Regions from separate parts of the Homo sapiens genome. Here all the other regions are linked to region 2. A link is an interaction called in ENCODE POLR2A ChIA-PET data of the cell type or tissue named here. Cell type or tissue: GM12878. All regions are shown on one strand.

Region 1 (8,000 bases), 61 kb after region 2:
CTGGAAATGGCCAAGCCCCAAGTGGCCTGCCAAGAAAAAGTGGTCTATGAGCAGACCCGGGGGTGCCAGCTCAAATAGATGCCGCTCCAGCAGCGGGCATGATGGGACGAAGCCAGCAGCCGGCAGGGCACTCTCTGCAGAGCCGGCTCTGTGATTTGGCCTATGCTTTGTAGGAAATCCTGGATATCCCCAGGAGGAAAGCTTCCCGGTTTTAGCTGTTTGTCCCTGTCTGTCTCCGTGGCGACTGTTCTCACTGCACAGGCCTTTGAGCTCTGGGCAGGAGGGGGCAGCAATTGCTGGCCTCTAACCTCTGGTGGAGGGAGGAGAAGAAAGGGAGGCTGGGCCTGAGCTGAAGTTGGGTCGTGCCTCCGAGCCCATGGTGGTGGGAGGCAGTCACTGGGTGTGGCCCAGGTGTAGAGAGGGCCTTGCCGCGGCTGGTTCCTTGGACTGTAGTCCCAGTGGAAAGATTCAGGCATGGAGGACATGTATGGAGCTTTCTGGGTGCCTTTGAGGCCCAGTGGTACCCCTGTCTTCACTTGCCGTGGGTAGATGCCCCTCTAGGTATCCTTCAAGGATGTGATGGGACAGAGGCTAACACAGCGCTCACCAGTGCTAGTCGGGGACGTCCTGCTCAATGGGCAGGGTTATGGGTGTCCCCAGCCCCACCCCAGACTGAGTCAAGACCTCTTGCAGATCCTCACAGTAGCCCTGACGATCTGCAGGTCACAGAGGGGATAATTTTTTTCTCTGTTTGCCATTTTGTGGAGACACAAATGCAGGAGTTAATGGGCATCTTAGGGGAGCCAGTTCGTGCTCTCCTAGACTGGAGGCCTGGCCCATGGCCCCCTGCTTCTCTCTGCCTCCTGCCCCCTCTTCCCTCGCTCTAGAGCCAGTCTCCGGGGGCACCCAGAGGTTCAGCTCTAGTGTAGCTGCAGCTCGCACCTACCTGGCTCTCTCTCGCCTGTTCCCTCCTGGCTGCATACCTCCACATCTCGGATTTCCCAGTTAGGATTCCTTAGGAAGGGAATCTGACAGGCCGGCTCATCTTTTCACTCTAAAGAGGCTGCTGGTCAGCTTGTGATGGCTTTTCCTGGGCCTGGAGCACACCATGGTTCCGCTGGCTGTGGCCAGGGTCACTTGGTAGGTCTTGGGAAGATAGGCCTCTGGCCCTCCACATCCCCCCTTCATCTCAAAGCTGCTACAGGCAGTGATGGGAGAGCAAGCCCGTTCCCGGCCTGGGTGTTCTCAGAACCCTTCCTGGAAGAAGGGATTGTGATGAGGTTGAGTTCCCGCCCCTCTGGAGCCCGCTGCCAGGGGAGCTGAGTGGGACCCCAACTCACTAAGCCTCACCCCCTTACACTCAGTATGAGACTCGATTATTGGATTTTTCTCCCCTCCTCCAGTCAGTGGAAAGGACAAAGCAGTTGTCCTAGATATGGAATGTCATCTGAGAAAATAAAAAGGGAGGTACAGCTTCTATGAAAGTGCAAGACAGCCGGGCCGGGTGGCTCACAACTGTAATCCCAGCACTTTGGGAGGCCGAGGCGGGCGGATCACAAGGTCAGGAGATCAAGACCATCCTGGCTAACACGGTGAAACCCCTTCTCTACTAAAAATACAAAAAATTAGCCGGGCGTGGTGGCGGGCGCCTGTAGTCCCAGCTACTCCGGAGGCTGAGGCAGGAGAACGGCACGAACCCAGAGGCAGAGCTGGCAGTGAGCCGAGATTGCGCCACTGCACTCCAGCCTGGGCGATAGAGCAAGACTCCATCTCAAAAAAAAAAAAAAAAAAAAAAAAAGAAAGTGCAAGACAGCAATAATGACATTATTTTTGCAAAAGAAGGAAATTACCTTTTATCTTCAAGTTTCAGCACATTGATGATAATAAGCCTGCCTCTCTCCACAGAATCCTAGTTTGCCATCAGGAAAGGTCTTGTCACCCAGTTTCTGACTGTGTGTGAGGACTGTGGCCCTGAGAGCACATAGGGAGTCTCTCGGGAAGGACACAGTGTGGTTCAGAGCCGGCCTCTGCCACCTGGAAAAGCTGGTCTTGTGACTTCTGTGGTACAACCTAGGAAATGGGCCCCCAGGCCTTAAACAGATGAAGGAAAGCTTATTGACAGTGGGGTTCCCTGCCTTGTCAAGGAAGTTCCTGAAACTCAAGAGGGCCAGGGTGAAGAAGGCTCAGGAGGGTCAGGACCCCAGTTTCAGAGCCCAGGCAGGTGGATTGGCCTTGGAGAGAAGCCACAAAGAAAGGAGGGGTGGGGGCAGGATTCTTCCCATGGTTTCTTAGTTGGCTGGGGGTTTACAATCACCTGGGAGCCTTTAAAAGCTAAAGCCGGCCAGGTGCGGTGGCTCACGCCTATAATCCCAGCACTTTGGGAGGCCGAGGCGGGTGGATCACTTGAAGTGAGGGGTTCAAGACCAGCCTGGCCAACATGGTGAAACCCCGTCTCTGCTAAAAATACAACAATTAGCTGGGCGTGTTGGCACACGCCTGTAATCCCAGCTACTCAGGGGGCTGATACATGAGAATCTCTTGAACCTGGGAGGTCGAGGCTGCAGTGAGCTGAGATTATGCCACTGCCCTCCAACCTCGGTGAAAGAGTGAGACTCTGTCTCAAAAAGAAAAAAAGAAGCTGAACATACACCTGCCTTATGACCTAGAGCTTCTAATCCTAAGTGTTTACCCACGGAAGTGAATACTTGCATGCACAAGACTGGTACTACAATTTTCATAGCACTTTCATAAGAGGCAAAAACTGGAAACTGCCTAAATGTCCATCAGTAGTAAAACGAATAAATAAATTGTGGTCTATCCATATTTCAAATGCATTGCTGAGTAAAAGCAGACACATACACGAGTATGTATGGTATGATTCTGTTCATTTAAAGTCCCAAAAGCAGCAAAAGCACTCTGTGGTGCTGGAAGTCAGGATGATGGCTATCCATGGCCAGGAGGGTGTGGCCAGTGAAACCAGAGGAAGCAGCGGGTAGTTCTGGGGGCCTGGTTCCCAGGTGTGTACTCGTTTGTGAAATGCATTGAATTGTACATTTACTTAACATGTGCTTTTCTATATGTAAATAATACTTCAACAACAATTTAAGAAATCTATAGTTATTTAAATGCTATTCCCAGATATTCTGATTTAACTGGTTTGAGACAGAGCTCAGGCATCATTTTTTTTTTTTTTTAAAGGACTGCAGGCTGAGCACAGTGGCTCATGCCTGTAATCCGAGCACTTTAGAAAGCCGAGGTGGGAGAATTGCTTGAGGCCAGGACCAGCCTGGGCAACAGAGCAAGACCTTATCTCTATAAAAAAATTTTTTAAAAAATAGCTGGGCATGGTGGCATACACCTGTAGTTTCACCTACTTTGGGAGGCTTAGGCAGGAGGATCACTTGAGCCCCAGGAAGTTGAGGCTGTGGTGAGCTATGATTGCACCACTGTGTTCCAGCCTGGGCAACAGAGCAAGACTCCATCTCTTAAAAAAAAAAAAAAAAAAAAAAAAAGCACTGCAGGTGATTCTAATGTGCACCCAGCGGCTACACTTTAGAGTTAAAAGGAGAGTGTCCTTTCCCCCTGAAGTAGGAGGTGAGCTGAGTGAGAAGTGCAGGTGGAGTGAAGAGACCTTGTCGGGGGATCTGGAGCAGCCACTGGGGGGAAGAGTCCCAGGTCCAGCCTATTGAGCCCCAGTTTGCGAAGTTTTATCCAGGACAGATGTCCACGAAGCTTCCTGTCCTTGGATGGCTATTTCCCTGGTTTCTGGGTTTGTACTGTCGGGGCCTGTTGCCATGATGTGTTTTTGTTTGGAAGAGAACAGTGGTGTTTTCAGGTCTCTGCTTGGAGCTCGCTGGGGCTGAGCGTCCTGGCTGGCTGCACAAAAGGGTGGAGCTGTCTTTGGCCTGGCCTTGAGAAGAGTTGGCAGGACCCACAGGGTCCACAAGAAGTCAGCTTGGGAGAGTGCGGTCACCTCCTTGGAGGAGGAGATGCCCAAGGGGACCACCCCACCCCAGCTGTGGGGAAGGCCCTGCCTGTGACCACGCAGGCCCGGCTGAGATTTGTGCTTCAGCATCAGCCACAGGCTTGGCCACTGCCAGAGGCTTGGATGAGTACTGGAGGGAGGTTTGCCCTGTGGTTAGGAAGGGCTGGGAAGGCTGGGGGAGTGTTGCCAGGGCATGGCCCGCCCAGGTGTGTGCAGCCCACTGGAGACAGGAGGGGCCCAGCCTGTGCTTTCACCCAAATACCCCATCCTGCCCAGACCCTTTATTCTTTGCTTGGGCCTCCTACCTCCCACCTGAGTTCCTCTTTGATCAGTCAGCCACCCTGGGCTGAGTGCCTTGAGGTACCGAACCAGAGCTCCTGGAGGAAAGGGCCCTGCTGTGGGGGACCCCATCAGCTCCTGTCCAGCCTGTCCCCTCCTTTCCTGCTGGGTGTGTCATTCTCTGCGCCCCCTCACTCTTACTGCCTTGCTTTTTCCTCTGCTTCTCCCTTTTGGGGTGTTATCTCTTTTTCCCTGTCTCTCCTTCATTCATTCAGCAAACACTGGGTGCTGGCTGTATGCTGGGGATACAGAGATGTACGGGACACGCCCTTGCTGGAGCTCAGAGTCAACTGGGGGACACAGATGTGTAAACAGACAAGCACACTCTGGTGTGGTAAGTGCTGGGGCAGCAGCCTGCAAGAAGCGACAGTGGACCACAGAAGAGGGATGAGCCCCTCTGCTGGGGGAAACTGAGGAAGGCTTCACAGAGGTGGTGACGTTTCACCTGGGGCTTGAAAGATGACCGGAACTCCCCAGGTAGATAAGCATGAGAAGGGTAAGCAGGTATGCAGGCAAAGCACGCAGGTGTGAAGGGCTGCTGTGGCATAGAAGTGAAGGTGCTGGGCTGTACTGCAGGGGAGGGAATGACGGGCGATGAGGCTGGAAAGCAGGAAGGTCTGGGAGGCCAGCTGAAGAAGTGACGGGAAGTGAAGAAGGAGCATCAGCAGGAGAGTGGCAGGATCAGACCCGGGCCCCAGCTGGCCCTCTGGGCAGTGTGCATGTGGGAGAGAGGCAGTGTGTACCCGCACAGCCGGAGGCAGTTTTGGTCAGGGAGCTGTTGCCAGCATCTGGGAAAAGGATTGTGGCCTGGGCTTGCGTGGTGTAGTGGGAATGAGAAAAGAGATGGTTTTATGGGTTATCTTGGGGGGGACCTGAGGGCTTGATTGGCTGTGGAGGTGAGGAGAAGAATGAGTGGAGTATTCTGGCCTGGGTAACTGTGGGGAGACAGAGCCTTTCACAGACATTGGATGCCAAGGAGGAAGTGGGTTTGGGGGGCCGCTACTGAGATTACATGCATGGACACGTCTAGATGGCAGGGGGTGAAGCTCGGGAGGGTGTGGGTGTCAAGGTTACAGAGGTAGACTTGGGAGTGACTGCCTGGTGTGGGTATTTGGAGCCTGGGGGAGGTGTGCAGAGCAGAATGCCTGTGTCAGGTGCACCACGAGGCCCCTAGACTCCTGTGTATCTGGGCTCCCACTCATTGCCCCCTCCTCTCCTGCCCTGTCTCCCCATTCTTGACATCTCCCTGTGCTGGTGCCATCCCTGCCCTCTGGCAGCTTCTCAGGCTGGGGAGCTCCCTACCTGCCTCATGATGTGAAAAGCTCAGGGAGTATTTTTTGCTGCATGGGGCTGGAGAGCAGGCAGACACCTCCTGTGCCCTCTAGGGAGGGGCCTTCCTGCCTTCAGACCATGCTCAGCCAGGGGAAGGGCCTCATCGGAGGATTTCCAATCTTTTGTACCTCCTTTAATGTCAAAACACTGCCACTCCCCTGCTCCATACCTCTCCTGACAGAAATTAGGTAGTTTTTTATGGCTTCCAGGACTCCTGACATGAATTCCACAGCTGGGGCATGGGGATGGGACGGGACTGGATGGGACAGAGCGGGAGGAGATGTGGTTCACAACCCACAGGGCATGAACACCTAGCGCGACAAAAAGTCTGTGAGTAGAGTCTACAGCGGCTGCCTGCAGGGTGGGGGACCAGGCTGAGCCCTGTGCTCTTGAAGCCTCCTTCTTGGCCCTCTGGGTCAGGGCCCAGCTGGTCACTGGGTGTCCCCTGCCTGAGTGGTTCTGCTGGTGAGTGCTCAGTGACCAGTCTGCCCTGTACTTCTTCAGGTGGCACTACTCCCATTTCTTTATTTTCATTCGTCAAAATAAACACTACAGGGGAGAAGACACCACTATTGAGTGGAAAGTGAACTGAAGATCGTTTTGAGAGCGCGGCAGGTTTACTCATTTTGGCCATAGGCAGGGTCTCTGAGCCAAGAGCATTATCAGCAGAGAGACAGGAGGAACTGGCTTCAGTGGGCAAACAGAAAGGAATGGCTTGCAACCATCCTCTTGATCATGTGTAAAGGAGTTGGCTTTTTTTTTTTTTTTTTTTTTTTTAGACAGAATTTCACTCTCGTCGCCCAGGCTGGACTGGAGTGCAATGGTGTGATCTCGGCTCACTGAAACCTCCACCTCCCGGGTTCAAGCGACTTTGCTGCCTCAGCCCCTTGAGTAGCTGGGATTACAGATGCCCGCCACCATGCCCAGCTAATTTATATATTTTTAGTAGAGATCGGGTTTCACCATGTTGGCCAGGCTGGTCTTGAACTCCTGACCTCAGGTGATCCACCTGCCTCAGCCTCCCAAAGTGCTGGGCTTACAGGCATAAGCCACTACACCTGGCCAGGAGTTGGCTTTTAATTTAAAGAGACTTGAAAGTTGGCCGGGTTTGGTGGCTGAGCCTGGTCTGAAGGCAGGAAAGCTCCTCCCTGGAGTTGTCGTGAGCGCCTGCTGCATGCTCAGCACTGGACTCAGGGGATTCAATGAAGGACCAGGCAGAGTCTGTGAGCCCCTGGAGATGCACAGTCATGGCACACAGACACAGTGTGACAGATGCTGAGCAGAGACTTCCGATCAGGGTGCTGTGAGTGAGTATCTGAAGCAGGGACTACTCACCTAGGCTGGGGGAGGGCTGAGGGAAGGCTTCTCTCCCTGAGACAGTCACATTTGAACCTAAGGATGTGTTTGGTTTAGAATCCATGCAAAGACATGGTTATCTATGCAAGATTAGATAATCCATGCAAGATTATAATTATACCCAGTTTCTAAGGCTCAGCTTCCTTTTCTCTAGGAACCCCACTGTATTTCAGTTCCCAGGGATCTGTGCATCCTCTGAGCTCCTGCAGTCCTGAGAATTTGACTCACATTCTCAAGCAACAGGCTCCCTGCCTCTGAAAGCACTGTCCAAGCTCCTTCCCATTGTCATCCCGTTCTATCCCTCATCCATCCTTCAGTCTGGGATGCAGGTTCTTCAGAGCTGAGCCCACAGAATTTTTCCCTGGCGGCCCCATGGATTCACTGCCAGGCCCACGCTGTAATGGCTCAGTGGTCTGACTTGCATATCTACTCCCCCCAGGCCTGTCCTGTGAGAGGACTGAGACCAAGCGAGAAACATACATGGAAGAAATAGATGGAATCTCCCATGCAGTAATTACACACAGGCACAGCAGAAATACCACAGACAAAAGAGAAACGACAAACTGGGGAAAACATCACAAAAATGATAAACTAAGGATTAACGTTCTCAATAAAGAATTTACAGGCCAGGTATGGTGGCTCACACCTGTAATCCCAGCACTTTGGAGAGGCCAAGGCAGGTGAATCACCTGAGATCAGGAGTTCAAGACCAGACTGGTCAACATGATGAAACCCCATCTCTGCTAAAAAATTTATATATATATAAATAAATTAGCCAGATGTGATGGCAGGTACCTGTAATCCCAGCTACTCGGGAGGCTGAGGCATGAGAATCACTTGAACCTGGGAGGCGGAGGTTGCAGTGAGCTGAGATCACACCACTGCACTCCAGCTTGGGTGACAGAGCAAGACTCTGTCTCCAAAAAAAAAAAAAAAGGCTAGGCATGGTGGCTCACACCTGTAATCCCAGCACTTTGGGAAGCTGAGG
Region 2 (8,000 bases):
GATTGGGACTGTTTATGTTGCATGGTATCAAAGTTGTGTCCATTTATTGTAGTATACTACAGATGTGTCAGCTTTTTAATCAGTGGATTAAAGGGAAACTTATCAGTTATGCAGATGAAACAAACCGAGAATATAGAATACCACTAATGACTATTAGTCAAAATTTAAAAGGGCCATTGAGGCCAGAGCAGCTAAGATTTACTGCCTTTAGGGCCTATTGCTTTCTGCACAAACCTGCCCAGTCTCCCTTGCTCTATATCTCAGGAACTGGACCCCTACTCTCTTTCTCCTCCAACCTGTTTCTTCAGGGTAAGTGAGGTTAGGGGAGAACTGGTGGGAGCAGGAAGTGGGGTTTGTCTCTAAGTCGAAATCTATAAAGACATCCTAAGGGAATGCAGCTTCACTTAATGAAACAACCCAATTTCACCAAGTTTAGTAAGGTGGTAAAGGAAGGCAGCTCTTTCTAGGAAGCCTAATTGTTGTAGTGAATTTTTTCTTCTCCCTGTTGAAATTCCCATTTCAGCCTTTTGCTGGCCTTTCAGGCTGTGCTTCATGTGCCCCAGATCCTTAGTTATAAGCATAGCTGTGTCAGTTGGACATTTCCAAATATTTTGTGAAAAAAAAATTTTTTTTTGAGACAGGGTCTTACTCTGTTGCCTTGACCTCCCAAGCTCAGGTGATCCTCCCACCTCAGCCTCCCAAGTAGCTGGGACCACAGGCAGGTGCCACCACACATGGATAATTTCCATACTTTTTGGAGAGATGGCGTTTTACCATGTTGCCCAGGCTGGTCTCCAACTCCTGGGCCCAAGCCATCTGCCTGTGTCAGCCTCTCAAAGTGCTGGGATTATATACTTTATGAAATATTAATGAAGAAAAACAGGAATATAAGCACAGAGAATACAAAAAGCATTAAATAAGCCTGGCATTTCAAGGATAGGGTTTTTTAATCTGTTATAGCTTGATTTACAAAGCACACTCTAGGCTACCTGTTGTCTTTCATCACCTTCACCGTACTTTAGAGGTACCTTCTTGCCTGGGTATCTTACCCTGGTTTTCAGTTCCTGACCTGCTTTAACATGCAAGTACCATTCTTAAGGTCCATCCCTCTAGAAGCTGTTTCTTAAACTTTGCTCATTCTTGATCAACACTAACACATTCTAATTTACAAGTCTCCTAAGCCCTCTTCTCCCATTCTGGTTTCAGGTCTAGGAAATAACCTCTTCACCAAGTAAATGACCTCATCACTGAGCCCACTCTGACTGAAATACCTGCCTCCTGAGAGGACTTTGTGCCCATCTCTGTAGTATTAGAGATAGCTGACCTTTTCTTTAGTTTTTACTAAGAAGGTGCTGACATTATGCTAAGCACTTTAATAATTTGCTAACACTTTGGATTACTTACTGTGTGCTTGGTATTAAAAATTTTCTTTTTTCTTTTCTTTTTTTTTTTTTTTTTTTTGAGATGGAGCTTCACTCTTTTTGCCCAGGCTAGAGTGCAGTGGTGTGATCTCGGCTCACTACAACCTCTGCCTCCTGAGTTCAAGTGATTCTCCTGCCTCAGCCTCCCGAGTAGCCGGATTATAGGCATGCACCACTACATCCAGCTAATTTTTTGTATTTTTAGTAGAGATGGGGTTTCACCATGTTGGTCAGGCAGGTCTCGAACTCCTGACCTCAGATGAGCCACCCACCTTGGCCTCCCAAAGTAGTGGGATTACAGGTGTGAGCCACTGCGCCCAGCCAGTATTATAAGTTCTCTACATATATTTACTCGTAATTCTCAGAACAAGCCTATGAAGTAGGCGTGATTATTCCTATTTTGTAGATGAGAAAGCAGAGGCACAGAGCATAAGTAACATATTCCACAGCTAGTGACAGGCAGCCTGACTCCAGATTGCTGTTCTGGTTCTATGCTGAAAAGTGTTCAAACTTTACAAATATTTTTTCATTTAATCCTGACAACAAAGCTGGAAGATAGGTTTTCTTCAGAGATCTTAAATAATGTATCTAAGGTCCCACAGCTGGTTATTGGCAATGTTAAGTTTTGCTTTTTGGTTTTTTTTGAGACTTGGTCTCATTGTCACCCAGGCTGGAGTGCAGTGGCGTGATCATAGCTCATGTAACTTTCAACTCCTGAGTATAAGTGATCCTCTTGCCTCAGCCTCCCAAGTAGCTATTACTACAGGCATGTGCCACCATGCCTGGCTAATTAAAAAAAATTGTTTTGTAGAAATGGGATCTTGCTATGTTGCCCAGACTGGTCTTGAATCGCTAGCCTCAAGCAGTCCTCTCAAAGTGCTAGGATTACAGGCATGAGCTACTGTGCGCAGCCAGTGCTGTTTCTAACTAGATCTGACCAACTCCAGAACCTGAGTTCTTTTAACCACTCTGTTATCCTAGATGGTCTCCAACTGTTCTCACTGATGTTCCAGCAACTGAACTTTGGTGTGTGGCTACTCAAATGGTATAACAACATTTCTGTTCAATTTCAAAGATTGTTAATAGATTTTTCTCAGTCGTAAGCATTTCTTATAGTTTCTCTGTATCACTGACATCCAATATAGCAGTACTAGCAAATGATGGAATGAGAAGGAACAAATGGTGTATATTACCAGAAAAACTCAAATAGCTGAGCTAGCCTTATGGGTGTCACTTTAAAAAAAAAATCATCTGTATAATAATCTTTTTATGCCAATAAAATTGTAATAAAGTTAAATACATCATTTCATAGTGCCACAGAAAAGCAATAGGACTTTTTGGATCTAAGAAGTTTAGAAGCCACAAATGATAATATCTTAACATATATGAGGTAAAACAAATATAATTAAAACCCCACAAACAACAAGAATGCCTTCATTGTAGGGAAACTTGGGTGGGACCCTGAGTTTCTGGAGAGGAATCCTCCCACAGCCTGGAGGGGGAATTGAGGTAAAGTTGCCCCTTTTCTCTGCCCAGGCCTGGTTCTTCTGGAGGTGGGGAAGCTGGAGCCTGTGAAACCCAGGTGTGAGCAACAAGGCATCCTCCACAGGGCCAAGCCTATTACAAATACCATACATACAGGTTGACAGCGGCCTCCTACTTTTCATGTAGTCCTGGGCTCAAGCAGTCTCACTTCATAGACCTAGACATGCTTGGTTAGGACTAGGGTCAGGAAAAGAACTATTTTCTTCATTAGTTCTGGGTACAGAGTAGATGGCTATTTTTATTTTATTTTTTATTTTTGTGGGTACATAGTAGGTATATATATTTATGGGTTACTTGAGTTATTTTGATACAGGCATGGAATGAACAATAATCACATCAGGGTAAATGGGGTATCCATCACCTCAAACATTTATCTGATTTTTAGGTTGAGAAATTACAAACCCCTGGAGTTTAACCTTCCGTTTCCCTCCTCCTGGTAATTTTCCATCAGGCAGGGTGTGACCATGACTCAGTTTGTGGTGAGGATGTGGCCATCCATTGGGGAGGAGCCTGCTCGATTCTGCCTTTCATTCTGGCTGGTGGGGAGAGGGGAGAAGAGTCTGGTGCTGAGTCATTACTGGGTTTCTTACCAGCTTCTCACAGGATGGATTCTGAGATGGAGGTCTGAGGGATGCCACAGCTTCTGGGACTAATTCAGGAGTGGTGTAGAGGAAGCTCTATGGATCGTGTAATTCCTTGTAGAGCCCTCCTACCCCAGGAGAAGTGGGAATAAGGTAGGCTGCAGCTCATTTGAAGATTCACTGGCTCCTTTGGAGCACAGGACTTGCCACAAATGCATCAGACCTCTCCTCCTCTCACAGTGAGCCAGAGATGCCACTCTTTAAGTTAAAAATTATTTTGCTTAGGAGAAGACCCAAAGTCTCCTCAGTCCTAGCTGTCCTTCCTGGGATAAGTGGGTCAGATTAGCTGGCAGCCAATGAGCAAGGGCAGACACAGGTGGAGAGTGGAAGTGTGTCAGGGAAAAAGCAGACTGGTGGAACTGAAGCCAGAGGGCTCCTTGGGAGGGAGTCACTTGATCAGGGCTTCACTGATGCCTTCTTGTTCTTCCAAATCTTGATTGATGCCCCATCTCATCCCCATATGCCATGTGTCAGGATGCTCCAGTCTCTGCCTCTCCTTGGGATGGAAAGTGCCAAAGTATATCCAGGCAGATTACTTTGGGGGGATAGGGTCTGTTTATAGTGCCACTTGCATCTTTGGGGACCTGAGCTCTGGCTACACTTAACAGGGAAAAAAAGAGCACAGGGCCTCGAAGGGAGTTGCTTGGTGGATAGGATTAGATCACTCTAACGGGGCTTTGTCCAGTGAGCCCAGCATTTCTGGGCTGGAGAAAGACTGCTGGAGGTCACATTGGTTGACAGGGTCACCTTGGCTAAGACTATACTTCCATCAGAGTGACCAAGGACTCCTTAAGCTTCTCCCTTCCATTCTAAGCACTGATGAGGTTGCAGGAGCCTGGGGAAACCTAGATACACAGTTGCATTCAGAAAACACTCAGTATTTGTTTAACTGTCCCTCCCCATGGCCACCCCCCACACCATGGCCTTGCCATACCTATCTCTATTCTAACCAATTTTCCATGCCTAGCTTGAATGTCTCCTCCATGAAGCATGCCCTTTCCACACAGACAGCCTGTTCTCTTTATCCCTAACTCCAAAGTCTAACTTTATCTTCCAGGATTTGTCTGGGGAAACTGATATGCCACCCTCATAGGCCTGAAGAAATTGTAGGAGTTTGAAGGAAGACCTAGAAAAAAAGTTCAGGCTGGGGGCAGTGGCTCATGCTTGTAATCCCAGCACTTTGGGAGGCCGAGGCAGGTGGATCACCTGAGGACAGGAGTTCAAGACCAGTCTGACCAACATGGCGAAACCCCGTCTGTACCAACAATACAAAAATTAGCTGGGCATGGTGGCGGGTGCATGTAATCCCAGCTACTTAGGAGGCTGAGGCAAGAGAATCGCTTGAACCCGGGAGGCGGAAGTTGCAGTGAGCTGAGATCACGCCATTGCACTCCAGCCTGGGCGACAGAGCAAGACTGTGTCTCAAAAAAACAAAAAAGTTCACCTGGGCTCGGTGCAGTGACCCACACCTGTAATCCCAGCACTTTGGGAGGCTGAGGCAAGCAGATCACTTGAGCCTAGGAGTTTGAGACCAGTCTGGGCAACAGTGAGACCCCATCTCTACATACTATTTATTTAGAGATGGAGTCTCCCTCTTGTCGCCCTGCCTGGAGTGCAATGGTACAATCTCAGCTCACTGCAACCTCCGCTTTCTGGGTTCAAGTGATTCTCCTGCCTTAGCCTCCTGAGTAGCTGGGATTACAGGCAGCCGCCACCACGCCTGGCTAATTTTTTCTATTTCTAGTAGAGACAGGGTTTCGCCATGTTGTCCAGGCTGGTCTCGAACTCCTGACCTCAGTTGATCCGCCCTCTTCAGCCTCCCAAAGTGCTGGGATTACAGGCGTGGGCCACCAAGCCTGGCCCTGGCTAATTTTTAAATTTCACATAGAGGCCGGGCGTGGTAGGCTGCCCTGGAAATTGTATTGTCCTGAGAGAACACTGCCATTTCAGATAGAGGCTAAGATGTCACATAATTGATGTAAAGCCTGTAATCTCACCCTCTTCATCAGGGCCAAAGCTTGTCTTTAGGCTCCAGGATTAGGTTCATTACAGTTTGTTGACACACTTACCACCCCTTCTCCAAGGACTCCCAATGATTTTAGAGAGTTAAACCATTAAACTGCAGATTCTGTGGTCAAGAATCCAAACAGAAAACATACCAATTTCCACTTTTACTCACACCCAAATCCAGTGAACCTAGCAGTTTCCCATCCCATCCTGGTCAAGTCCAGGAACACAGTGGAAGGGCTGGCTCTAGGGGGAGAAGCCTGTGTCCTCCTTCAGCAACCCCAGTTTCCTGTAGTCCCGACCTGTTACTGGGTCAAAGGAGTGATGGTCCAGAGAAGGGCAAGCTTAAATTCAGGAAAACATTCTGGCTCTGGTCAGAAGGTGTTTGTGGAAAAGCCAACTCAGACTGTATTTTTCCTCTGTTCTCATGCCACCACTACAACAATCAACACAGACTTCTGTGACCAAATATGTGGGGGATTTGCCCTCACACCAAACAGGCAATCAGTTCTGCTGCGGGCATCATCTGGGTGTCCTCCAATTCAATTCTGGCACTGTACCTGGAGATAATATCAGATCCCACAGGTTGAGGTCCCAGTCCCCAAGAATGCCCCTGGTTTGGACATCAGTAGTTAGTATGGGCCTCCAGAACTTCTGTCCGACCAACTTCAATTTGGGATTCCCATGATCCCCTTTTTGGGTTCAACCAATTTGCTACAGAGGCTCACAGAACTCAGGGAAACACATTTACTGGTTTATTACAAAGGATATTATAATGAATAAAGATGAAGAGATGCACAGGGCCAGGTATGGGGGAAGGGGCCTGGAAGCTCCATGCCCTCCCTGGGAGTGGCATCCTCCAGGAACCTCCTATCTGAAAGCCCTCCAAATCATGTCCTCGTAGGCCTTTTATGAAAACTTCCTTGGATAGGCATGATTGATAACCATGTAGAAATATGCTTGGACCAAAAGGTATGATCTCATAGTGATACTCTAGACTGAGTGAGGGAACCCAGCAAGGACTGTCGAGATTTGTCTTGGCCTCTGTGCAGCATCCCTTCCTCCAAGGTACAGGGCAGGACCCCTTCTGAAATGGGGGTCTTGCAACCTACAATCAGAAAAGATATGACAAATAACTTATTTATAGCCAGCTCCAAGACACAAAGTTGGGGGAAGATTTCTGCCTTGGGGGAAAAGGAACAGGTGAAAGGAAGGCAGAAGAAGGCCAGAGAGGGAGAGAGAGAGAATTCTGTTCTCTGAGGCCTGCTTCTGAGCCTAAAGTGCCCCCAACATTATAAACAAAAGACTAACAAGAGCTGTGGGAGTTATAAGCAAGGAACTTTGGATGAAAACTTCTGTGTGTGTGTGTGTGTGTGTGTGTGTGTGTCACAAGGACAGCCCTCCAGGACTAGTCAATTCCCAAAGAAAGAGGATGCCTATTGGGCAGTGTTGGAATCATTCACATACATCATCAAACTCCACCATAAAAGTAAATTGTCCTCAATTTACTTTTGAGGAACTGGACTTCTACACATTAAATTACAATATTTGGTCATAGGGAACTGGAACTAAGGTATGATGGAACCCAAGCTTGATCTTTTTTTGTTTGTTTGTTTGAGACAGAGTCTCGCTGTTAGCCAGGCTGGAGTGCAGTGGCACAATCTCGGCTCACTGCAACCTCCGCGTCTCGGGTTCAAGCGATTCTCCTGCCTCAGCCTCCCGAATAGCTGGGACTACAGGTGCATGCCACCACGCCCGGCTAATTTTTTGTATTTTTAGTAGAGATGGGGTTCGCTGTGTTAGCCAGGATGGCCTCGATCTCCTGACCTCGTGATCTGCCCGCCTCGGCCAACCAAAGTGCTGGGATTACAGGCGTGAGCCAATGGCTGGCACCAGGCCTCCAAGCTTGATCTTCTATACTGTGCTACTTATCGGCAAAAAGAAAATTACCTTCAGTGTGACAAATTTTTACTATGCACTTGTTTGTTTATTTATTTATTTATTTATTTATTTATTTATTTATTTATTTGAGACGCAGTCTCGCTCTGTTGCCAAGGCTGGAGTGCAGTGGCGCGATCTCGGCTCACTGCAACCTCTGCCTCCTGGGTTCAAGCGATTCTCTTGCCTCAGCCTCCCGAGTAGCTGGGACTACAGGCGCCCGCCACCATGCCCGGCTAATTTTTGTATTTTTAGTTGAGACAGGGTTTCACCATGTTGGCCAGGATGCTCTCGATCTCCTGACCTCGTGATCCTACCGCCTCTGCCTCCAAGTGCTGGGATTACAGGCCTGAGCCACCGCACCCGGCCTACTATGCACCTAATGTGAGCAACGATTCGCTGGATTTGTCTCTGCCAGAGGCTCGTGGACAGCATTTCTAGAACTGTC
Region 3 (8,000 bases), 140 kb after region 2:
GTTCAACCTTTCCTCATTAAGCATGGTGTAGGCTTTGTAGATACCTTTTATCGAATCAAGGAAGCTTCTGTTTTTCTTTTGCCAAGACTCCATTAGAGACGTGTATAACTACTGAATTTTCTTGGATTTTTTTGAGATGTGGTTGATTGTATTGATTGGCTTTCTGATATATCTGTTATTTCTGGATTCAGAGTCCAGAGTGCTCACCATTACACCATGGAACCACCTAATCTGTTATTTCTTTTTTTTTTTTTTTTTAAATTTATTTATTTTTTATTGATAATTCTTGGGTGTTTCTCACAGAGGGGGATTTGGCAGGGTCATAGGACAATAGTGGAGGGAAGGTCAGCAGATAAACAAGTGAACAAAGGTCTCTGGTTTTCCTAGGCAGAGGACCCTGCGGCCTTCCGCAGTATTTGTGTCCCTGGGTACTTGAGATTAGGGAGTGGTGATGACTCTTAACGAGCATGCTGCCTTCAAGCATCTGTTTAACAAAGCACATCTTGCACCGCCCTTAATCCGTTTAACCCTGAGTGGACACAGCACATGTTTCAGAGAGCACAGGGTTGGGGGTAAGGTCACAGATCAACAGGATCCCAAGGCAGAAGTTTTCTTAGTACAGAACAAAATGAAAAGTCTCCCATGTCTACTTCTTTCTACACAGACACGGCAACCATCCGATTTCTCAATCTTTTCCCCACCTTTCCCGCCTTTCTATTCCACAAAGCCGCCATTGTCATCCTGGCCCGTTCTCAATGAGCTGTTGGGCACACCTCCCAGACGGGGTGGTGGCCGGGCAGAGGGGCTCCTCACTTCCCAGTAGGGGCGGCCGGGCAGAGGCGCCCCTCACCTCCCGGGCGGGGCCGCTGGCCGGTCGGGGGCTGACCCCCCCACCTCCCTCCCGGACGGGGCGGCTGGCCGGGCGGGGGGCTGACCCCGCCACCTCCCTCCCGGACGGGGCGGCTGGCCTGGCAGAGGGGCTCCTCACTTCCCAGTAGGGGCGGCCGGGCAGAGGCGCCCCTCACCTCCCAGACGGGGCGGCTGGCCGGGCGGGGGGCTGACCCCCCCCACCTCCCTCCCAGACGGGGCGGCTGGCCGGGCGGGGCCTGACCCCCCCACCTCCCTCCTGGATGGGGCGGCTGGCCGGGCAGAGGGGCTCCTCACTTCCCAGTAGGGGCGGCCGGGCAGAGGCGCCCCTCACCTCCCGGACGGGGCGGCTGGCCGGGCGGGGGGCTGACCCCCCCACCTCCCTCCCGGACGGGGCGGCTGGCCGGGCGGGGGGCTGACCCCGCCACCTCCCTCCCGGACGGGGCGGCTGGCCTGGCAGAGGGGCTCCTCACTTCCCAGTAGGGGCGGCCAGGCAGAGGCGCCCCTCACCTCCCAGATGGGGCGGCTGGCCGGGCGGGAGGCTGACGCCCCGACCTCCCTCCCGGACGGGGCGGCTGGCCTGGCGGGGGGCTGAACCCACCTCCCTCCCTGACGGGGCGGCTGGCCGGGCGGGGGGCTGACCCCCCCACCTCCCTCCCGGACGGGGCGGCTGGCCGGGCAGAGGGGCTCCTCACTTCCCAGTAGGGGCGGCCAGGCAGAGGCACCCCTCACCTCCCAGACGGGGCGGCTGGCCGGGCGGGAGGCTGATGCCCCGACCTCCCTCCCGGACGGGGCGGCTGGCCTGGCGGGGGGCTGAACCCCCCACCTCCCTCCCTGACGGGGCGGCTGGCCGGGCGGGGGGCTGACCCGCCTACCTCCCTCCCGGACGGGGCGGCTGGCCAGGCGGGGGGCTGACCCCCCCACCTCCCTCCGGGACGCGGCGGCTGGCCGGGCGGGGGGCTGACCCCCCCCACCTCCCTCCCGGACCGGGCGGCTGGCCGGCGGGGGGCTGACCCCCCCCACCTCCCTCCCGGACGGGGCGGCTGGCCGGGCGGAGACGCTCCTCACTTCCCAGACGGGGTGGCTGCCGGGCGGAGAGGCTCCTCATTTCTCAGACGGGGCAGCTGCCGGGTGGAGGGTCTCCTCACTTCTCAGACGGGGTGGTTGCCGGGCAGAGGGTCTCCTCACTTCTCAGACGGGGCGGCGGGGCAGAGATGCTCCTCACCTCCCAGACGGGGTCGTGGCGGGGCAGAGGTGCTCCTCACATCCCAGACGGGGCGGCGGGGCAGAGGTGCTCCCCACATCTCAGATGATGGGCGGCCGGGCAGAGACGCTCCTCACTTCCTAGATGTGATGGCGGCCGGAAAGAGGCGCTCCTCACCTCCTAGATGGGATGGCGGCCGGTCGGAGACGCTCCTCACCTCCCAGACTGGGCAGCCAGGCAGAGGGGCTCCCCACATCCCAGACGATGGGTGGCCAGGCAGAGACGCTCCTCACTTCCCAGACGGGGTTGTAGCGAGCCGAGACCACGCCACTGCACTCCAGCCTGGGCACCACCGAGCACTGAGTCTTCACATCTGTTATAGCTCAGAGTGATCTGCACGCCTCGGCCTCTCAAAGTGCTGGGATTCCAGGTGTGAGCCACCACACCTGTCTAATTTTTCTATTTTTTGTAGAGACAGGTTTCACCATGTTGGCCAGGCTGGTCTTGAACTCCGGACGTCAGGTGATCCGCCCGCCTCGGCACCCCAAAGTGTTGGGATTCCAGGTGCAAGCCACCACACCTGTCTAATTTTTCTATTTTTTTAGAGATGGGGTCTTGCTATACTGCCCAGGCTGGTCTCAAACTCCTGACCTCAGGTGATCCGCCTGCCTCACCTCCCAGAGTGCTGGGATTACCCTAATCTGTTATTTCTGATGTTAGTTTTTATCCCTTTTTCCATTCCTGATCCTTTGCTTTTTTTTTTTTTTTTTTTTTTTTGAGACCAAGTCTTGCTCTGTCACCCAGGCTGGAGGGCTGGAGTGCAGTGGCTCGATCTCGGCTCACTGCAGCCTCAGCCTCCTGGGTTCAAGCAGTTCTCCTGTCTCAGCCTCCTGAGTAGCTGGGACTACAGGCGCATGCCACCATGCCCGACCAATTTTTATGTTTTTAGTAGAGTCAGGGTTTCACCATATTGGTCAGGTTGGTCTCAAACTCCTGGCTTCAGGTGATCCACCCGCTCAGCCTCCCAAAATTCTGGGATTACAGGCATGAGCCACCGCGCCCAGCCTTGGTTTTTTTTTCTTTTTTTGAGACAAGGTCTCGCTGTTGCCTAGGCTGGAGTGCAGTGATGTGACCACGGCTGGCTGCAGTCTTGACCTCCCAGGCTCGAGTGATTCTACCACCTCAGGATCCTGAGTAGCTGGGACTACAGGTGTGTGTCACTAGACCTGGCTAATTTTTTTTTCTTTTTTTTTTTTTTTTTTTTGGGGCAGGGTCTTGCTCTATTGCCCAGCATCTCGGCTCATTGCCAACCTCTGCCTCCCAGGTTCAAGCGATTGTTGTGACTCAGCCTCCTGAGTAGCTGAGACCACAGGTGTGCACCACTACACCTAGCTGACTTTTGTATTTTTTAGTGGAGATGAGGTTTCACCATGTAGGCCAGACTGGTCTGGAACTTCTGGCCTCAGTTGATCTGTCTGCCTCAGCCTCCCAAAGTGCTGGATTACAGGTGTGAGGCCCTGCCCCTGGCCTGGACCTGGCTACTTTTTGAGTTTTTGTAGAGATGAGGTCTTGGCTGTGTTGCCAGGGTTGATCTCGAACTTCTGGGCTCAAATGATCTTTCTGCCTCCGCTTCCCAGTATTGGAATTACAGGTGTGAGCTACTGTGTCTGGCCTCTTTTTCTTTTTAATTTCTTAATTATTTTTGCCAGAGGTTTGCCAATTTATAGTTGTTTTTTTTTTTAAATACAACTTCTGGCTTTGATGGCCTTTACTATTTTGTTTTCTCTCTACTTATCACTTCTTCGTTTTTATCATTTCTTTTCTAACCAAAATATGATCACAGCAGTTTGTTTTGTTTTGTTTTGTTTTGTTTTTGAGATGGGGGTGTGGTCTCATTATATTGCCCAGGCTGGTCTCGAACTCCTGGGCTCAAGTAACCCTCCTGCCTCAGCCCCCTGGCTAGCTGGGGCTATAGGTGTGTGGCACCACACACACCTGATCACTTCTGTTATTTCCTTCCTACTTTCTTCAGGTTTATTTTGCAATTCTTTTTTATCTTCTGAATAGATAGCTCTCTAATTTTTTTTCCTATTATACTTATTTAGGGTTATACATTTTCCCATGAAGTATTGCTTTAATTGCATCTCACAAGTTTTGAAATGTAGTTTTGTTATTTATTTCAAAATATTTTTCATTTATTGGTCACATATATTATTTAGGAGTATATTTAAAAATTTCCAAATAAGTGACAATTTTTAGTATGTTAGTTATCTATTGTTGCATAACCAGTTAAGCCCAAAACTTAGTGGCTTATTATCCTTTACAGTTTTGGTGGGTTAGGAATTCAGGAGTGGTTAAACTTGGCATTTCTGTGTTAGTTCCCTTCCATGTGGGTTTTTCCATGAAACTTTAACTGTTGTCAGGGCATGGTCAGTGGAATTCCTGAGAGAGAGAGCATACCAGATAGAAGCCATGTTGCCATTTATGACCTAGCCTTGTTTCTGCATTCTGGTGATCCAGAGTTACAGAGCTCCATTCATGTTTGAGGAGGAGGAAGCATAGGGAAAAGTGTCAAGTCACATTGTAAAAGTATGTGTGGGATGGGGTATATGCTGGTGTGGACATCTTTGAAAAATACATTTGTTATGCCCACTCATCTTTTTTATACTGATTTCTAGTTAATTGTTTTCAGAGGAAATGATCTTATAGTTTCAGTGGTCTTTCTTTTTCTGTTTCTTCTTTTTTTTAAAAAAATTTTTATTTTATTTATTTATTTTTGAGATGGAGTCTCGCTCTGTCACCAGGCTGGAGTGAAGTGGTGTGATCTCGGCTCACCGCAACCTCTGTCTCCTGGGTTCAAGCGATTCTCCTGCCTCAGCCTCCTGAGTAGCTGAGACTACAGGCGCACGCCACCATGCCCAGCTCATTTTTGTATTTTTAGTAGAGACATGGGGTTACACCATGTTGGCCAGGATGGTCTTGATCTCTTGACCTCATGATCCGCCCACCTTGGCCTCCCAGTTTTTAAATATTTTTGTTTCACCATCTCAGTCTTTCTTTTTCTGGATCTCCAGTTTATATACAGGCATACTTCTGATATATTTAAGTTCAGTTTCAGACCACTGCAATAAAGCAAATATTGTAATAAAGTGAATATTGCAGTAGAGCAAGTCACATGAAACTTTTGTTTTCCCATTGCGTATAAGACTTATGTTTATACTGTACTATAGTCTATTTAAAGTGTATAATAGCACCATGTCTACAAAAATATCCACACATTGATTAGAAAATATTAAAAAAATGCTAACGGTCATCGGTCATCTGAGCCTTCATTGAATTGTAATCTTTTTGCTGGTGGAGGTTCTTTACTTCATGGTGGTGGCTGCAGACTAATCAGGATAGTGGATGCTGAAAGTTGGAGTGGATGTGGCAATTTCTTGAAATAAGACAATGACGTATGCTGCATCAGTGGACTGTTCCTTTAATGAAAGATTTGTCTGTAGCATGCAGTGCCATTTGATAGCATTTTATGCACAATATAACTTTTTTCAAAATTGGAGTCAGTCTTCTCAAACCCTGCAGCTGCTTTATCAACTATGTTGATGTAATATTATACATACTTCGTTGTCATTTCAACAGTGTTCTCAGCATCTTCTCAAGGAGTAGATTCTATCTCAAGAAACCACTTTCTTTGGTCATCAGTAAGAAGCAGCTTATCATCTGTTCATGTTTTATTGTGAGATTGCTGCAGTTCAGTCATATCTTTAGGCTCCATTTTAAATTCTAATTATCTTTGTTTCCACCACATCTGCAATTCCTTCTTCCACTGAAGTCTTGAAGCCATCAAAGTCATCCATGAGGCTTGGGAACAACCTCTTCCAAACTCCTGTTAATGTTATGTTGACCTCTTCCCACGAGTCATGAATGTTCTTAATGGCACCCAGAAAGGTGAATTCTTTACAGAAGGTTTTACGTTTACCTTGCCCAGATCCATAAGGGGAATCACTGTCTATGGCAGCTAAAGCCTCATGAAATATTTTAAATAATAAGACTTGAAAGTTAAAATTACTCCTTGATCCATGGGCTGCAGAGTGGATGTTGTGTTAGCAGGTGGGAAAACATTAATCTCCTTGTACATCTTTAACAGAGCCCTTGGGTAACTAGGTGCATTGTCAATAAGCAGTAGTATTTTGAAGGAATCTTATTTTTCTGAGCAGTAGGTCTCAACGGTGGGCTTAAAACATTCAGTAAACCTTACTGTCAACAGATGTGTTGTCATTCAGGCTTTGTTTTTCCATTTAGAGAGCAAAGGCAAAGTAGATTTAGTGTAATTTTGTTGTTGTTGTTCCCTGAGACAGGATCTCACTGTTGCCCAGGCCGGAGTGCGGTGGTGTGATCTCAACTAACTACAGCCTCTGCCTCCTGGGTTCAGGTGATTCTCCCACCTCAACCTCCTGAGTATCTGGGACTACAGGCCTGCACCACCATGCCCAGCTAATTTTTTTTTTTCTTTTTTTTTTTTTTTTGAGACAGTCTCGCTCTGTCACTCAGGCTGGAGAGTATAGTGGCGTGATCTTGGCTCACTGCAACCTCTGCCTCCTGGGTTCAAATGATTCTCCTGCCTTAGCCTCTCAAGTAGCTGGGATTACAGGCTCCCACCACCATGCCCAGCTAATATTTTTAGTAGAGATGGGGTTTTTCCAAGTTGGCCAGGTTGGTCTCAAACTCTTGACCTCAGGTGATCTACCCACCTTAATTTTTGTATTTTTTATAAAGACGAGGTTTCACCATGTTGGCCAGGCTGGTCTTGAACTCCTGACCTCAGATGATCCGCTTGCCTCAGCCTCCCAAAGTGCTGGGATTACAGGCGTGAGCCACCACATCTGGCCTTGATTTAGCGTTAATTCTCAAGAGCCCTAGGATTTTCAGAATGGTCAATGAGCATTGGTTTCAGCTTAGTCATTAGCTGCCTTAGCCCCTAGCAGGAGAGGCAGCCTGTTCTTTGAGGCTTTGAAGCCAGGCATTCACTTCTAATTATGAAAGTCCTAGATGACATATTTTTCCAACACAAGGCCGTTTTGTCACATTAAAAATCTGTTGTTTAGTGTAGCCACCTTCATCAATTATCTTAGCTGGATCTTCTGGATAACTTGCTCCAGCTACTATGCCACCACTTGCTGCTTTACCTTGCACTTTTATGTTGTGGAGGCGGCTTCTTTCCTTAAATCTCATGCATCAACACTGCTAGTGTCCAACTTTTCTTCTATAACTTTCTCACCTCTCTCAGCCTTCATAGAAGTGAAGAGAGGTAGAGACTTGCTCCAGATTAGGCTTTGGCATAAGGGAATGTTGTGGCTAATTTGATCTTCTTTCCAGACCACTAAAACTTTCTCCATATCAGTAGTAAGGTGGTTTTGCTATCTTATTTGTGTGTTCGCTGGAGTAGCACTTTTAATTTCCTTCAAGTTTTCCTTTGCATTCACAACTTGGCAAACTGTTTTGCACAAGAGGTCTAGCTTTTGGCCTGTCTAGGTTTTCAGCATGCCTTTCTCACTAAGCCTAATCATTCTAGGTTTTGATTTAAAGTGAGAGACATTTGACTCTTCCTTTCATTTGAATACTGAGAGGCCATTGTAGGGTTATTAATTGGCCTAATTTCAATATTGTGTGTTTCAGGCAATAGTGAGGCCCAACGAGAAGAAAGAGTCAGGGAACAGCTGGTCGATGGAGCAGTCAGAACACACATAACATTGATTGATTAAGTTCACTGTCTTATATGGTCATGATTTTTGGTGCCTCAGAACAATTACAGTAACATCAAAGATCACTGATCACAGATCACCATAACAGATATAATAATAAAAAAGTTTGAAGCTAGGTGTGGCGGCTTACACCTGTAATACAGGTGCTTTAGAAGGCTGAGGTGAGA

What was found. ChIA-PET counts read pairs that join two places held together with the same protein. Peaks named below come from ENCODE experiments on the same cell type or tissue, not always from the same donor. Only the 100,000 strongest peaks of a DNase experiment are listed, where the experiment ranks them.
Region 1: POLR2A ChIA-PET joins it to region 2 with 11 read pairs; 8 of 35 experiments call an interaction of 5 or more read pairs at or near these places.
Region 3: POLR2A ChIA-PET joins it to region 2 with 10 read pairs; 4 of 35 experiments call an interaction of 5 or more read pairs at or near these places.

The regions. Positions count from the first base shown.
Region 1 is chr15:72,172,367-72,180,366 of GRCh38, reverse strand. All of the region lies in intron 1 of GRAMD2A (GRAM domain containing 2A), which reads left to right. Among named protein-coding and RNA genes, the nearest start is that of GRAMD2A, 21 kb to the left of the region's middle. In GM12878, no CTCF peak of the experiment used is centred here; no DNase peak of the experiment used is centred here.
Region 2 is chr15:72,233,091-72,241,090 of GRCh38, reverse strand. No RefSeq gene overlaps it. Among named protein-coding and RNA genes, the nearest start is that of PKM, 5.9 kb to the right of the region's middle. RefSeq lists cis regulatory regions at 2,972-3,058, 3,193-3,817, 3,866-3,986, enhancers at 3,369-3,588, 2,799-3,998 and a silencer at 3,412-3,622. In GM12878, no CTCF peak of the experiment used is centred here; a DNase peak (open chromatin) is centred at 3,470; H3K4me3 peaks cover 626 bases; H3K27ac peaks cover 902 bases.
Region 3 is chr15:72,094,758-72,102,757 of GRCh38, reverse strand. All of the region lies in intron 1 of MYO9A (myosin IXA), which reads left to right. Among named protein-coding and RNA genes, the nearest start is that of MYO9A, 19 kb to the left of the region's middle. RefSeq lists an enhancer at 180-690. In GM12878, no CTCF peak of the experiment used is centred here; no DNase peak of the experiment used is centred here.